Regions from separate parts of the Homo sapiens genome. Here region 1 is linked to region 2. Evidence: read pairs that join two places in POLR2A ChIA-PET (ENCODE). Cell type or tissue: Caco-2. All regions are shown on one strand. Links, peaks and the distances in the headings refer to the core of each region. The heading gives the core; the rest is flanking DNA. Region 1 overlaps RERE (arginine-glutamic acid dipeptide repeats). Region 2 has its middle 8.5 kb from the start of MIR6728.

Region 1 (5,375 bases), core at 89-5,088, 420 kb before region 2:
TAGGGAAAAGAGCAATCAGCATTTTGTGCTCACTACAGTAAACCAGGAACACAGGCATCAGGAGAGCTGGGCTCTGATTCAAAGGCCTGATTCTAGCAAGGCCTCACAGTTTACTTCCGGCTAGCCATGAACACTCTCTGCGCCTGAGGTTTTCGTGGAAAGACAGCATCACAAGTACTCAAATGTAGCGTTTAAAAGTACTAACTTTTAAAATGTTGAATGTTCCAGTAAAACAGTTAAAGAAAAAAAAAGGTAATAATCCAACTAAGTAAAAATATTAACTTATACATATCTGGATAGATGATAAGCTCATTACAGGCCCTAATTTTATTATTTAAAATGTTTACAACAAAACTCTCTAATTGATATTCTCCCTCTCTCTCTCTTTTTGCCTTGATATGGTTTCTATAAACTCTTGGTTTAAAAAAGAAAAAAGGTCCATTTCTGAGGCTTGGGTTTACTGTACTTACAGTTCCACCAGTAAATCGTCTCCCAGTCTGGGCTGGAGAAGCGCTGGCCACGGTTTGATTGCTCCAGCCCCAGGTTGCCAGGCAACCCACACAAGGGGGAAGTCTGAGAACCGCTGACAGATAGCCAAGTGGCTGAAACAACAGACTTCTCTCTGTCAAAAATGTGTTTGAGAGAGCCACTTGCCCACCTCTGCTCTCTGCTAAACACTACATGATTGTAAAATCAAAATCAAAAGGCCACTGTAATAAAAACACACTTCCTGCTCAATTACTAATTGTTCTAAAGCTGTGGGGAGGCCCAGATCCTACAGTGTATGGCAACAGAAATGCGATACTGTAAATGAGATAAAGCCAGCAGCATGCAAGAAACCTGATCTAAATGCATCTCCGTAGCTTCAAGTCAGGAGAGCTGGTGTGTGGAGGAATCAACTGCCTAAGAAAACACCAGGAAGAAAATAATGAATGTCAAGATGTTAAAGAAACAAACCAATCAATAACTACGAAGCTAGAGGTCAAGACTACTTAGTAATAAAACCAAGAACATTCTCCATTGTTTTGAAACACAATCTGGAGGCAATGAAAGTTTTCTCCCTCAGATGGAAAGGAGGAGCAAGAAAGGTCAATGACCCTTGGGAACCACACCCCCTGGCGGTTCCAGGTGGATTCCCTGATACTTGACTGTAAATGGGATTACAGGAAATAGTAGCATCCTTAGGATAATGCAGGACAATAACAGGTCTGAGAGTCTAATGCAACATTTAAAATACCTATGGTGTGAGCTGGGCACAGTGGCTCACGCCTGTAATCCCAGCACTTTGGGAGGCCGAGGTGGGTGGATCACCTGAGGTCAAAAGTTTGAGACCAGCCTGGCCAACACAGTGAAACCCCGTCTACACTAAAAATACAAAAAATTAGCTGGGCATGGTGGCAAACGCCTGTAATCCCAGCTACTGGGGAGGCTGAGGCAGGAGAATTGCTTCAACCCGGGAGGCAGAGGTTGCAGTGAGCTGAGATCGCGCCATTACACTCCAGCCTGGGCAACAAGAGTGAAACTCCCTCTCAAACAAACAAAAACAAAATATCTATGGTGCATGTACCAAGCCAGTAACATTGTGCCCAACACCAACTCTATGCAGCATCCTTCCATGAAACCACTGTATTGAAACTGTCATCTTGGACTCTGGAAACTATTTGTAGTATGTGGAAGGGGCCAGCACTGAGTGCACAGTTCTTTATCTCTTCTGTGCCATGGACCCTTTGGCAGTCTGGTAAAGCCTGACTCCTTCTAAAAATGGTTTATGGCCAGGCACGGCTCATGCCTGTAATCCTAGCACTTTGGGAGGCCGAGGCAGGCGGACATGAGGTTAGGAGATCGAGACCATCCTGGCCAATATGGTGAAACCCTGTCTCTACTAAAAATACAAACAATTAGCTGGGCGTGGTGGCGCATGCCTGTAATCCCAGCTACTCAGGAGGCTGAGGCAGGAGAATCACTTGAACCAGGGAGTCAGAGGTCGCAGTAAGCCGAGATCATGCCACTGAACTCCAGCCTGGCGACAGAGCGAGACTCCACCTAAAAAAAAAAAAAAAAAGGCTGGGCACGGTGGCTCCTGTCTGTAATCCCAGCACTTTGGGAGGCCGAGGCTGGCGGATCACCTAACGTCGAGTTTGAGACTAGCCTGGCCAACATGGTGAAACCTCGTCTCTACTAAAAATACAAAAAAAAAAAAAAATTAGCTGGGCATGGTGGTACATGCCTGTAGTCCCACCTACTTGGGGAGGCTGAGGCAGGAGAATCGCTTGAACCCAGGAGGCGGAAGTTGCAGTGAACCAAGACCATGCCACTGCACTCCAGCCTCGGTGACAGAGGGAGACTCCATCTCAAAAAAAAAAAATAGAAAGTATGCCAGAGTAATATAACTGCTCTATGAACACACTAAATAACAAGAGCTAGCAGAGGGTTTTCTTTAGCTCATGCAGGTTTTTTGTTTTTCGGGGGGGTGGGGGGGCTGTTTTGCTTTATTATGTGACCTCAGATGATAAACCCTTGGAGGGCAAGGACAGCAAGTTTTTCATCATTCAATTTCCAGTGCAATATGCAGCCCGGTTTCCTGCCCCAAGCTCCTAAGCTAGCCCTCGTCACACCACTAGCCCAGCTCCTATGGGGGCGTGGGTTTCCTTGACTCTCCCAGTGCCCAGAAGTGGGCCTGGCATATAAGATGTGTAAGACCATAGTCCGCAAAATGGGATGTATGGACACAAAAGACATTTTTTTCCTATGTTCTCTTTCCAACAATCCATCAGCCTGAGAAGGCACACGCTCCTGTGAGGGGATGCAGCCTCTCTTCTTCTATCCCCACCACTGCCCCCCTCTCACTTCACAAAGGCAGCCTCCTCTCCCCCGCTCCCATCTGGAAGGCTACCAGGCAGCACTGCCCCAGGGGCACTGAACAAGGGGACAATTTAAAACATTGACACTGGTGCTGACACAGTGCCTAGCTCTGAGGTCAGGATGAGAAAGACTCCACAAGTCAGACATTTTCTGATTCTCTGCTTTCAACAAAACACAAGGAGGTCCTAGTGGAAGTGTCATCTGATAGATTGCGGAAAGTCATATCTGACGACAAATTATACTTTTGGCATTATTATGGAAAGAATTCAAATAACTGAGTGACACTGTAACAAAACTATCATTCCCATCTACTTACTCACATAAACAAGGTTTCTGGGCACTTACGTGTTTAAAAAAACCATACAATTTATTTCCAATAAATGTTAAGCAAAAATGAAAATTATATCAACATTTACATTATTTCGTTGTTTTCATCAACTGTGCTCTAATAATTATAATTTGAAAAAACATTTCTTCTATACTTAAGAGCTTTATTATTAAAGGAAATAACCATATGCCCGATTTCAATACACACACTTTTTGTTGCAGGGAAGTACTAAAGGTCAATCGGACACTGGACTTTCAAACATAAAATGTATCATCTTAGTATAAAGTCCCTGGGGAAGTAGAATGGAAATAAAAATTAAAGGGGGAAAAGGATAAGATGCAACATTGGACTGCTTTTAAAAAATGAACTTGTCGGGCATGGTGGCTCACACCTGTAATCCCATCACTTTGGGAGGCTTAGGTGGGCAGATTACCTGAGGTCAGGAGTTCAAGACCAGCCTGGCCACCATGGCGAAATCCTGTCTCTACTAAACATACAAAAATTAGCCAGGCATAGTGGCGCACGCCTGTAATCCCAGCTACTCAGGAGGCTGAAGCAGAATTGCTGGAACCTGGGAAGCAGACGTTGCACAGTGGACCAAGATGGTGCCGCCACTGCAGTCCAGCCCAAGTGACAGAGCAAGACTCCATCTTAAAAAAAAAAAAAAAAAAAGCTTATTTTAAAAATAGATGATAGTTCTTGCTCCTCCTTTCATCATGTGATGTGCCTGCTCCTACTTCGTTTTCTACCATAAGTAAAAGCTCCCTGAGGCCTCCCCAGAAGCCACACAGACGCCAGCACCGTGCTTGTACAGCCTGCAGAATTGTGGGCCAATTAAACCTCTTTTCTTTATAAATCACCCAATCTCTGGTGTTTCTTTATAGCAATGCAAGAATGGCCTAATTCGGAAAATTGGTGCCAGGAGTAGGGTACTGCTATAAAGACACCTGAAAATATGGAAGCAGCTTTGCAACGGGGTAATGGACAGATGTTAGAAGAGTTTGCAGGGCTCAGAAGAAGACAGGAAGATGAGGGAAAGTTTGGAACTTCTTAAAAGACTGGTTAAATGGTTGTGACCAAAATACTGACAGTGATACGGACAGTGAAGACCAGGCTGAGAAGGTCTCAGATGGAAATGAGGACATTATTGGGCACTGGAGCAAAAGTCACCCTTGTGATGTCCTAGCAAAAAAGATGGCTGTGTTGTGTTTCTGCCCTAGGTATCTGTTGAAGTTTGAATTTGAGAGTGATGACCTAGGGTATCTGGTGGAAGAAATCTCTAAGCAGCAAAGTATTCAAGATGTGACCTGGCTGCTTCTACTAGCTTAACTCAAATGTGGGGACAAAGAAATGACTTGAAGTTGGAATTTATACTTAAAAGGGAAGCAGAGCAAAGAAGTTTGGAACATTTGCACCCTGGCAATGTGGCAAAGAAAGAAAAGCTTTTGGTTGGGCGTGGTGGCTCACGCCTGTAATCCCAGCACTTTGAGAGGCCGCGGCGGGTGGATCATGAGGTCAGGAGTTCAAGACCAGCCTGGCCAACATGGTGAAACCCCATCTCTACTAAAGATACAAAAAATTAGCCCGGCATGATGGCACACACCTGTAATCCCAGCTACCTGGGAGGCTGAGGCAGGAGGATCACCTGAACCCAAGAGGCAGAGGTTGCAGTGAGCACCTCTGCACTCTAGCCTGAGTGACAGGTGAGACTCAGTCTCAAAAAAAGAAAAAAAAAAAAAAAAAAAAGAAAGAAAAGCTTTCTCAGGAGAGAAATTCAGGCAGGCTGTAAAGCAATCACTTGCTAGAGATATTTGTGTAACTAAAAGGGAGCCAAGCGCTGATATCCAAGACAATGAGGGAAAGGCCTTAAAGGAATTTCAAAGACCTTCCCAGCAGCCCCTCCCATCATAGGATGAGAAACCTAAGAGGAAAGAATAGTTTTCAGGGCCAGGCATGGGGTTTTGCTGCCCTCTGCAGCTTTGGGACACTGCTTCCCACATGCCCCTGTGACTACATCCTTGGCTCAAAGGGCCTCTGATACAGCTCAGGCTGCTGCTTCAGAGGGTACAAGCCATAGGCTGTGGCAGCTTCCAGGTGGTGTTAAGTCTGCAGGTGTACAGAGTGCAAGAGTGATGGAGGCTTGGCAGCCTCTGCCAAGATTTCAGAGGATGTATCAGGTGCCCAG
Region 2 (5,375 bases), core at 79-5,078:
CCCAGGAGGCGGAAGATGCAGTGAGTCCTGATCACACCAATGCACTCAGTCTGGCTGACACAGTAAAAAAAAAAAAAAACCCCAGAAATTGACGATTTTACATGAAGTCAGTTTTTTTAGATATTGGCAATTAATTAAAATAAAACACACACACAGAGTAGGCTGCCTGGGGAAGGGATGGGGCGGGGATTGAGTGGCAAGGGACCCAAGGAACTTTTGGAAGTGCTGGAAATATTCCCGTTACCCAGGTGTATTTGTTAAAATATGTCACACTGATACGGTTAGGCTTTGTGTCCACACCCAAATCTCATCTTGAATTGTAATCCCCATAATTCCCATAATCCCCACACGTCAAGGGAGAGACCAGATAGAGGTAATTGAATCATGGAGCCGGTTTCCCCCATGCTGTTCTTGTGAGAGTGAGTTCTCATGAGATCTGACGGTTTTAATTTTATTTTTATTTGTTATTATTGTTTTTGAGATGGAGTCTTGCTGTGTCACCCAGGCTGGAGTGCAATGGCACGATCTCGGCTCACAGCAACCTCCGCCTCCCTGGTTAAAGCAATTCTCCTGCCTCAGCCACCCGAGTAGCTGGGATTAGAGGCGCCTGTGCCACCACGCCTGGCTAACTTTTTGTATTTTTAGTAGAGATGGGGTTTCACCATGTTGGTCAGGCTGGTCTTGAATTCCTGATCTCAGGTGATCTGCCCGCCTTGGCCTCCCAAAGTGCTGGAATTACAGGCGTGAGCCACCGCGCCCAGCGAGATCTGACAGTTTTATAAGAGGCTCTTCCCTCTTTGCTTGGCACTTCTCCTTCCTGCCGCCATGTGAAGAAGGTGCCTGTGCCCTTTGCCTTCTGTCATGATTATAAGTTTCCTGAGGCCTCCCCAGCCATGCTCAACTGTGAGTCAATTAAACTTCTTTCCTTTATAAGTTACCCAGTCTTGGGCAGTTCTTTATAGCAGTATGAAAACAGACTAATACACACACCATACGCTCCAAATGGACATCTGTTATTGAATGTCAATGATACCTCAATAAAGTTAGCTAAATAGAAAAGGGAATTGGGAATGGGAAACTCACAGAAGCCCAAGGAGAAGTGTTGGGACCTAGAATCAATTTACATTTTTTTTTTTGAGTAAGGGTCTCACTGTATCGCCCGGGCTGGAGTGCAGTGGCACAATCTCGGCTCACTGCAACCTCCACTTCCCAGGTTCGAGTAATTCTCGTGCCTCAGCCTCCTAAGTAGCTGGGATTACAGGTGCACACCACCACGCCCATCTAATTTTTATATTTTTAGTAAAGACGGGGTTTCGCCATGTTGGCCAGGCTGGTCTGGAATTCCTGGCCTCAAGTGATCCACCCACCTCAGCCTCCCAAAGTGCTGGGATTACAGGCCTAAACACCTTCCTCCCCTTTCCCTATGTCCTGCACCTCTTCTTACCTAAGTGTATCGGCACCTGATTGTCCAGCTGAATCATTTTATTCCGCGTGGGAGCCCGAGTTGGTGTGATCGTTTATAGTACTATGTGTGCTCACCCTTGAGTGGTTGTACTATTGTGTTATTAGCCCCCTTTTATGGATGGAGGAACTGACACACAGTTGTTGGGGGAAAAGCCAGAATCCAGAGTCACACAGCCTGGCTCTGTGTTCTCCGACACTGCTGCCTGCACTGCGGCTGCTATCGGGGAGCAGGTGCTGGGAACCTGCTGCTTAGGGGACAGCTAGTGTGGCTGCATCTACAGGCCCTAGTATGGAACACATTGCTAAGAAGCAGGCTCCTAGCACAGCCCCGTGGACTGTGTTGGTGGCATTCAGAGGCCACCTTCCTGCCTCGGCTGCATTCACTAAAATGAAAATTACCAGGACTTTGTGCTTTTCAGGGAAAGCCTGGCTGCCTCCCACTGTGTCCTTGAAAGCTTGGCGTTCCAGCCCTGCCTGGTTATCACCACCTATGAAATCCATTTACTTGTTACACCAGCGGTTCTCAAGTCTGGCTGCACACTGGAGTCAGCTTTAAAAAATACTGAAGCTTTGGGTTCCACCCTGAGGTTCTGAATTAATTGACCTGGGGTGAGTCCTGATATAGAAGCTTCAGAAGCCTCCCAGGTGATTCTAATGTGGCCAAGTTTCGGAATCATTGCTTTAAACTTTCAACTTACCTTTTTTTTTGAAGACAGAGTCTCGGTTTGCTGCTCAGGCTGCAGTGATCACAGCTCACAACTCCTGGGCTCAAGTGATCTCTCCACCGCAGCCTCCTGAGTAGCTGGGACTACAGGGACCATGTCACCATGCCCAGCTAATTTTTTACTATTTTTTTTTTTCAGCTGGGTGCAGTGGCTCACGCATGTAATCCCAGCACTTTGGGAGACCAAGGAGGGCAGGTCACCTGAGGTCGGGAGTTCAAGACCAGCCTGGCCAACATGGTGAAACCCTGTCTCTACTAAAATTACAAAAATTAGCTGGGAGCGGTGGTACATGCCAGTAATCCCAGCTACTCTGGAGGCTGAGGCACGGGAATCACTTGAATCCAGGAGGTGGAGGTTGCAGTGAGCCAAGATCATGCCACTGCACTCCAGCCTGGATGACAGAGTGAGATGCTGTCTCAGAAAAAACCAAACCAAACCATATATATAGTTTTTTTTCAGCCCAGGCTAACCCCAGACCTATCTTAAATGTTTCACTGAGGATGGCTTTCTCGAAACTTATTCATGTTGCCTGTCCTGCTTCAGACAGGCTCCCCAGGAAAGGACCCAGAGGTCTGCACTTCTGCTGGGCTCACATCTGCCAGTCAATGTCAGGAATGTGCTTTGTTTCTGCTGGGTCAGGAAGTTTAGTCACAGTTGGCTTTCCTTATTTGGGGCCTCTGTGTCTCCAGGGTCAATGTGGTAAACCGCTCAGTCCAGCCTGCAATGGAAATGGCTCCAACCCCAGCCCAGCAGCTTCCTTTCAGGGTGGTGTGGACTGGAAGGGATCCTATCTACCTGTGTTTGCCATCTAACCTCAAGAGTGATAAATGAGGTTCACCTCACAGTCAGGAAATGTTGACATTAAACCAAACTGAAAAATACTCATGCTAACTTGCTGCCTTCGAGTTGAGACAAACAAGATGTAGAACATGCCAGTAACTGTCAGACCCAAGTTCCATGATTTACTTCCCTCCAGGATCAGTTCTCAGACACTGGTCATGAGAACCTGGAAAGGGTTAGTATCTGGGGTTTTATGTGGGATGATTGCATTAAGTTAGGCAGGAGAATGACTTTGTTACTGTCATTATCTGGAGATTAAGTATAGTTTAAGGAAATGCATATGGGTGTAGAGCTGACAAGGGGGGAACCATGATGGCTTTGATATATCAACTTGACGATTCCCCAGTTATTCAATCAAATACTAATCTAGGTATTACTGTGAAGCTATTTTGCAGCGGTAATTAAAGCTACTAATAAGTAGACGTTAAGGAATTATCCTAATTACTCTAGATCTGCCCAACTCCATAAGCGAGGTGTTTTTTTGTTTTTTGAGAGTCTTCCTCCATCACCCAGGCTGGAGTGCAGTGGCGTGATCTCAGCTCACTGCAACCTTCACCTCCTGGGTTCAAGCAATTCTCCTGTCTCAGCCTCCTGAGTAGCTATGACCACAGGCACACGCCACCACTCCCGGCTAATTTTTTGGTATTTTTAGTAGAGACTGGGTTTCGCCATCTGGGCCAGGCTGGTCACAAACTCCTGACCTCAGGTGATCCACCCACCTCAGCTTCCTAAAGTGCTGAGATTACAGGTGCAAGCCACTGCACCCAGCTAGTGAGGTGGTCTTAAAAACCGAGGTTTCAAGACAGAAATTTCACCTGTGAAATGACAGCTTCACCCAAGCCCCTGGAGTTCCAGCCTGCTGCTGGCCATTGTCCCTTCCCACTGGCAGCCCTGTGAATTTCAGACGTGCTTATCCAGGCCCCACAATCAGAGGCCAGTTATTACTTTTGAGAAAGGCTCTCACTGTGTCACCCAGACTGGAGTGCAGTGGTGCGATTTTGGCTTATGGCAGCCTTGACCTCTGGGGCTCAAGCAATCCTCTGGCCTCAGCCTGCTGAGTAGCTGGGACCATAGCTACGCCGACATGCTTGGCTAACTTTACCTCTCCTTATTGGTTCTGCTTCTCAGGTTAAATCCTGACATTAACAATGAACAAGAATGTCCACAAGAGGGCTCCCCAGCTCCCTGACTGTGCATTGGAACGCGCAACTCAAGATACTTCTTTTAGGGAGAAAAATCAAGTAATAGAATATGGGACCTCTTAAGGTGCAGATGGCAACCACAGTTTCTCATCTCTTTATTTTTTTTGAGACGGAGTCTCACTCTTGCCCAGGGTGAAGTGCAGTGGTGTGATCTTGGCTCACTGCAACCTCCACGTCCTGGGTTCAAACGATTCTCATGCCTCAGCCTCCTGAGCAGCTGGGGTTACAGGCGCATGCCACCAAGCCCAGCTAATTTTTTATTTTTTTTCGAGATGGAGTCTTGCGCTGTCACCCAGGCTGGAGTGCAGTGGCGCAATCTTGGCTCACTGCAACCTCCGCCTCCTGGGTTCAAGTGATTCTCCTGCCTCAGCCTCCTGAGTAGCTGGGACTACAGGTGCCTGCCACCACGCCTGGCTAATTTTTGTATTTTTAGTAGAGATGGGGTTTCAACATATTGGCCAGGCTGGTCTCAAACTCCTGACCTTGTAATCCACCAGCCTCAGCCTCCCAAAGTGCTGGGATTAGAGGCATGAGCCACCGCACCCGGCCTCATTTTTGTATTTTTAGTACAGGCGGGGTTTTGCCATATTGGCCAGGCTGGTCTTGAACTTCTGACCTCAGATGATCCGCCTGCCCTGGCCTCCCAAAGTGCTGGGATTATAGGCATGAGCCACTACAACTCGCTTCATCTCTCACTTTTTAATAAACGTATTCTTCACACCCCGTGTTCAGCATTACCCTAGAACAGTACTTGCTGCAACATTCAAGTTTTCCATCTGCTTAATCCAATGCAGTGGGCAGCAGCTACAAATGGCAGCTACCGGACACATGAAACCTGAAGCTTGAGAAACCGAGGAGTGGAATTCATTCATTTAAATCGGGTCCTGAGGTCTTCTTGATGCCCTTCTGCCTTCCTGCCCAGAGCTCCCATTTAATCCTTCTTTCACCTGCTTTCCCCAGGAAGAGACCCTGGGAAGAGAACATCTCTTCCCAGGATGGTCACCTTTACCCTGAAGTCCTTCTGGTCTGAATATGGCTGTGTAACCTAGTAGCTACCATCCTTAAGATTATCTACAAATAGGCCTGCATTTGAAGTTTCTTCCAAACAAGGTGTCCAAACAAAGTCTCGCTCTGCCTTCCAGCT

What was found. ChIA-PET counts read pairs that join two places held together with the same protein. Peaks named below come from ENCODE experiments on the same cell type or tissue, not always from the same donor. Only the 100,000 strongest peaks of a DNase experiment are listed, where the experiment ranks them.
Region 1: POLR2A ChIA-PET joins it to region 2 with 11 read pairs; 3 of 35 experiments call an interaction of 5 or more read pairs at or near these places.

Annotation. Positions count from the first base shown.
Region 1 is chr1:8,438,544-8,443,918 of GRCh38, forward strand. The region is part of intron 11 of RERE (arginine-glutamic acid dipeptide repeats); the gene reads right to left. Among named protein-coding and RNA genes, the nearest start is that of RERE-AS1, 17 kb to the left of the region's middle. In Caco-2, for the core only: a CTCF peak has its summit at 1,152; no DNase peak of the experiment used is centred there.
Region 2 is chr1:8,855,397-8,860,771 of GRCh38, forward strand. No RefSeq gene overlaps it. Among named protein-coding and RNA genes, the nearest start is that of MIR6728, 8.5 kb to the right of the region's middle. In Caco-2, for the core only: a CTCF peak has its summit at 4,221 (motif pointing right); DNase peaks (open chromatin) are centred at 2,905 and 4,205.